Linked DNA regions of Mus musculus: region 1 is linked to region 2. The links are chromatin contacts, found by Hi-C or POLR2A ChIA-PET in ENCODE. All regions are on one chromosome and are shown on one strand. The core of a region is the stretch at or near the end of the contact, and the rest is flanking DNA. Distances in the headings are between cores, read along the strand shown. Region 1 holds the start of Ly6a (lymphocyte antigen 6 complex, locus A). Region 2 overlaps Ly6e (lymphocyte antigen 6 complex, locus E).

The links. Hi-C counts contacts between places; a loop is a spot of excess contacts on that map. ChIA-PET counts read pairs that join two places held with the same protein, here RNA polymerase II (POLR2A).
Region 1: a loop to region 2 is called in a map of T-helper 17 cell, with 2.2 times the contacts of the local background. The contact joins the promoter of Ly6a here to the enhancer-like site in region 2. A Hi-C loop is called at or near these places in 3 of 37 maps with a recorded cell type or tissue (T-helper 17 cell and heart). POLR2A ChIA-PET finds 5 or more read pairs at or near these places in 1 of 5 experiments (embryonic stem cell).

What each region holds. Positions count from the first base shown.
Region 1 is chr15:74,996,636-74,999,335 of GRCm38, reverse strand. It overlaps Ly6a (lymphocyte antigen 6 complex, locus A), which reads left to right and starts at 1,305. Exons shown (of 4, transcript NM_001271419.1): 1 at 1,305-1,457; 2 at 1,719-1,801. The coding sequence starts at 1,732. All of the region lies in intron 1 of Gm28068 (a long non-coding RNA gene), which reads right to left.
Region 2 is chr15:74,957,961-74,960,660 of GRCm38, reverse strand. It overlaps Ly6e (lymphocyte antigen 6 complex, locus E), which reads right to left. Exons shown (of 4, transcript NM_001164036.2): 3 at 2,273-2,392; 4 at 757-2,168. The coding sequence ends at 1,948. Among named protein-coding and RNA genes, the nearest start is that of Ly6e, 4.3 kb to the right of the region's middle. Within about 2 kb of position 1,374, at least 1 of the 3 ENCODE cell types and tissues checked has a DNase peak (open chromatin) inside an H3K27ac peak, as active enhancers do.

The DNA of each region.
Region 1 (2,700 bases), core at 56-2,555, 39 kb before region 2:
TGGGCAGAACTCTCTATACTCAGAAGGGAGGACTGTCACCTGGGGTTCCAGCCATGACTCCCTCCTGTTCTCCGCCAAGCACAAGTGGTCTCAGAAGATACTAGAATATAGAGGATACAGAGGATTTACTGAAAGAGGGACTCCGTGTACTGCTTTTATGATGGGGTGAGATTTGGTGGTGACTAAGCTGCTCAGAATTTATGCATATTCCTGTAAGTGACCTCACCCATCCTCTGGGGGAAAAAAAGCCTCATAACCTCATTGGGTGGTGACATTGGCAGGGTTTATCACTTGGATCTTTCCTTGCCGCTTTTTCTTTGTTTGCAGAGGCTTGCTGTCTCCTGCTCTTTCTTTCACATACACTTCTTCATGCATGAGCCAATACCGAGCACAGCATGTGACAGAATTAGAGAGACAACATTTCTTGCTTGCTCTCTTCCTCTTACCACTGTGCTGGGTTATGCGGTGTTGGAGGCAAACTGTTTGCTTATATGATATATTATAGGGTAAGAAGGAAGGGGTTTTTAGTGGTGCTCGGGCAGAGGCCATGGAGTGTAAGCAGCCTTCCCTGCTTAAGTGGGGTGCGCTCAGCTTCACTGATGCTGTGGTCCATTTTGGGACTCAGTTGTCCTGTGAGCACAGCTGTTCATTTGCTGTGGTATCATCTCAGGATGATTTCCAGCTCAGGTCTCTACCTCTGTCCAGCACACACAGCCCCATACATCCCCAAACACATCAGACACTGCTTGGTAACTTCCATCCCAGTTGCCAGTTAGTTCTTGCCTCAGGACTCTCACTTTGTGGATGCAAGAGCCTACTGGGGGCTTGCTCACCAGAGCCAGTCTTTAAGTATTTGTAAATTGTTTTCCTGCTTATAGGAAGGAGGGCCATTGGCTCTGAGCCACTGCAAACCATACCTTCTATTTAGACACAGAAAAAAGCCAGGTAGTGGAGGCAGAAGTATCAGCGGCTGTTGTGCACCCCTTTGATAGCTGTGTGTTGGAGCCAGCCTGTTCTACTGAGCAAGTCCTAGGACAGCCAAAGCTACACAGAGAAACTTTGTCTCAAAAAAAAAAAAAAAAGTCAAAAAAAAACCCAAAATAAACAAACAAAAAACACGAAGCTAAACAAAACAAAAACTAGTAAAGGGCTGAGCAACTTGACTTCTTCCCTTGCTTTCTAATTGGCAAGCACAAGTCAACTGTGGCCTCTGGCCCTCGGCCCTCTCAGTTCTCCTGCACCATGGTTCCTCCCCAACTGCTATAAATCTGGCTTGATCAGGTCACAAACAAATCTTGCTACCTCTTAACCAATAAACATGATGGCCTGGAAAAGGTTAAGTACTGAAACCCCTCCCTCTTCAGGATGCCAGCTGGGAGGAGCTGAAGGAAATTAAAGTACTTCAGTCCACATCTGACAGAACTTGCCACTGTGCCTGCAACCTTGTCTGAGAGGAAGTAAGGACTGGTGTGAGGAGGGAGCTGCTAGGTGACAAAGGGAAGAGCCCTCAGGATAGGGCTGGGGTTGGGAGTGTGGGATTAGGAAGGAAGAGCTGGGTGGGTGGTGGGTGAGAGAAGTAGGCAGACATGTATTCCTCAGGGAAAGCTGTGTGGAGGGTTGGAGGGAGGGAAGATCGGATGCCTGAGCTCTGTGAGAGCCCAGGGATGTGATTGGGGGTCTATTAATTGGCTCCAACTTCCAAGGTTTTATCTGTGCAGCCCTTCTCTGAGGATGGACACTTCTCACACTACAAAGTCCTGTTTGCTGATTCTTCTTGTGGCCCTACTGTGTGCAGAAAGAGGTGAGGTAGAAAATGAGAGAGGGGCAGAAGGATACAATGGAGATGGAAAAGGGCCTCAGGGTTGTGGGTACACCTACACTTCCATTGTGTGCCCAGTACCCGAGATGTGCTGGGGTCATGGGATTGGGAATGGGCTTGTGGTGGGTGAAGCCTTCTGTGGTGGGGTGCTTTACTGGGTCTGTAAACCTGTCAGAACCTGCCTTGCAACCATCACCACATACCAAAAGGACACGTGGAGCTCAGTATCTCTGCCACAGAACCTGGCCACCAGAGCAGCCTGTCCTTAGACTCTACCCTTCTGCACTGGCCTCCCAATCAGGACACTGGCCTGTGTGCACACAAACTGGAAGAGCCTTCTTTTTCTCCCCAGATGCCAAGTCAATGGATTTGGAATCCTTATTGCCTGGACTTTGACTTTTCCTTATGTCCCAGCCCATGCCACATGAGACCCAAATGCTATGCCTTCTGTACTCTAAGAAATTCTGAGCTCTAAGATACGCCTATACTTGTAGTTACATGTGTATTGCAGGAAGCCTCATGGTGAGCCTCAGCTTTAAGCTGACTCTGGGAAGTTCTGTGCTTTGTCATGCTCCAATACCCAGGGGCCAGCTCTGCAGGTGTAGGGTAGGACAGGTCAGAAGAGCCCTCTCTATTTGGTGGCCCCAGCATCTACTTACACACCCACTCACTGCTTCAGCGGACATTTGGTATCTATATCTTCCCAATATGGTGGCTGTCTCTTTAATATCTCTTGGGGTGCACATGTCTCCTGTGGGGCTGTGTAGCTGAGACAGCAGTACCAGGCATCTTTAAACAACAGTGGTTCTTGGTTCACTCTTGACTGAACAGTAATGTCCTTGCTCTGACCTAGCAGCCAGCAGCTGTGTGCAAGTAAAGAC
Region 2 (2,700 bases), core at 125-2,624:
CCAGAGCTTGTTACGTGTCCCTGTCACTGCCTGGTGCCCTTCTGGTTCCCATGTCCCGGGAGTCTAACCCAGGTGTCTTCCCTCATACTGCTTTTGGTGGTTAGATCTGCTGGGACCACAGACAAGCCAGTCTCTAGAAACCTTACTCAGATCTGTCCTGAACACCACAGTGGATACTGTCTACACTGAGGCAGCCCAAGCTCCTTGCAGAAGATTTGGCTCCCACCTTTCTCCATTTGGCCTTTCAATATTCTAGGAACAAAGCATACTTTCTGAGTCTCAGGTGCTGTCCCGGTGACATTTCCCCAAAGTTTGTCCTTTTCAGGTAGCTGAGCTACCTGGTATGAGGCTAATTCCTTCTTGTACCCTCAGGCTATACGTCATGGGAACCCTGGTCTTGAGAATCATGGCACAAAGCCAATGCCTACATAGATTTTAGAAATTCACCCTGAGCCCCTGTGTTGTCCCTGTGTCTGACCCCCACTGGGCAGTATTCCTCAGACACGGATATCACCACAGCCAGGATCTGTGTGGATCTTATCCCATTATGGTATCACCCAACAGCCCAGAAGCTTAGGAACAGCTGAGAAATAGCTTCCTTAGGCACCCAGACTCAGGAGCTTCTCCATCAGTGTCCATAATACTCACAGCACTGAACCCCAGGAAGCCAGGTGTAGTAGCATCTGCCTGTAATGCCAGTACCTAACGTTCAAGTGAGATCCTGCCTCAGAAACAAAAAAGTCTAAGGGCCAGGTGTGGTGGTGCATGCCTTTAATTCCAGCACTCAAAGAGGATTGCTCTGGGTTTGGGGCAGCTAGTCTTAACATAGCGAGACCGTCTTAAAATACCAGAAAGCAAAGCAAAGCCAGTTATAGGGTGGACAAGTATCACTTGCCTGGGCCAGACTCCCATGGCTTAGACTACAGGGTAGTTTATGAAGGACAAGTGGCAACAGCAGGCCTCTGAAGTCTCTGGGGCAGACAAAGCTTGGGAATGTGTGACCAGCCTGATGGGCCTGCCTTTATGGGTAGCTGTACTTCTCAGCTTTCAGCCTGAGACAGCACACTTTCAAGTTCTCTCTGCCTTTGCTCTCTCTCTTTTCTCTCAGGCCTGTCTCACTAAATGGGCCTAGATTCCTGGGATTTGCTATGCACCAGGCTGGCCTCCCAGAGACCTCTGCTTCTGCTATGATGGCATCATAGGAATGTATCACTGTATCGGGGTTGGTCTTTCAGAATCGCTTAAGCAGGGCTGTGGGCCTGCAGGATCCCCAGGTCCCTTTGGACCGGAGGGGGAAGACGGGTTAAGGACAACCAGGACATAGCAGGAAAGGGTGTGAACGGTTTATTTGAGGCACTAGAATAGCAGCAGGAAGCCAGTGTGGGCAGAGAGGGCAGGATGGGACTCAACTGCATCGGGTAGTGGGAGCCTTCATCTGGAGGGGTGGCAGTCCTCCATGGGCAGCCTCCTGAACAGAGTACAAGGTGGGTACAATGATACCAGGGGGAGGGGTTTTGGTGGCGACACAGGCCTTCTGCTGTAGAATCTTTTCAGGTCTTCTTTGCCCACCCCAGAATCCAAGTGGCTTCATTCACACAGGGATACACTGAGCACACAGATATACATCTATTTGGATTAGACATCCTTGTCAGTGTGTCCACAAGATTCGGCGCTGACTCTGGTACTCTTGAGACTCCAAGGAGATCTTCACCCCTTCGCTGGTTCCCCAAGGGAGGTTATAGGATTGGCTCTGGAAGCAAGGGTAGCCAGTACCACTTCAACAGAGCAGGTATGGGTGAGTTTGGTACTTAGCCCTGACGTTGAGAGAGTGTGGAGGGGGAACTAGACACACCCAGGAGGAGCTGAAGGTTCCTAGGGTCCCCTGGGACCTAAAAGGAGCTGGGCTTTTCCTGAGCTGGGGGGATATGGAGAACACATGGGGGATGGTCAGGGGCTCAGCTGCAGCAGAGCCAACAAGCTAAGCAGGAGTCCAAGGCCCAGTAGTGGGATACTGGCACGAAGTCCGAGGCCAGCTGCGCTGAAGTTGCAGAAGGAGCTTTGGCAGCAGTAGCTGTTCACGGACGCCACACCGAGATTGAGATTGACATTTTCACTGGGGCAGATCGGGGAGCAGCCCTTGTTCAGGGTGTAGCCAAGGTTGACATTCCCTGCATGGAAAGTGAGGATGAGGGGACAGACAGACAGGGTAGCAGGAAATGGGGAAAGCCCCGCAGGTCCCTGGCCCTGGCTAGGGAAACAGGCAGCTACTCACCAAAGCCCGCAGCGGCAGATAACGTGATACAGTAATGGTCTTTCTCCTGGCATGAAACTGGCCACAGGCAGTTTATATTGTTCTTCTGATCGGTACATGAGAAGCACATCAGGGAATGAACTGCAAAAGGGACAATGCTGTAGGTGACACCTGCCTATTGCCTGGGGAAGCCTTCCAGGGTAAGGTGACTTTCCAGTGGGGCCCTTGATCCCCAACCCACTGACAAGAAGCAACAGCATGCTCAGCCCTGGGTCAGGGAAAAAAGCCAGCCAATGACAACTGACTTCAGACTTTGGTACTGGAGTGGCTAAAGTCAACACGAGGTGACAAAGGTGTAGCTGGGCCAGCACAGCATCAGGGGAACTAGGTCAGTTGGCTAGAGAGTAGGAGGTGGGAAGGCCAGACGTTCCTAGGAGGGCTGGCTCAGG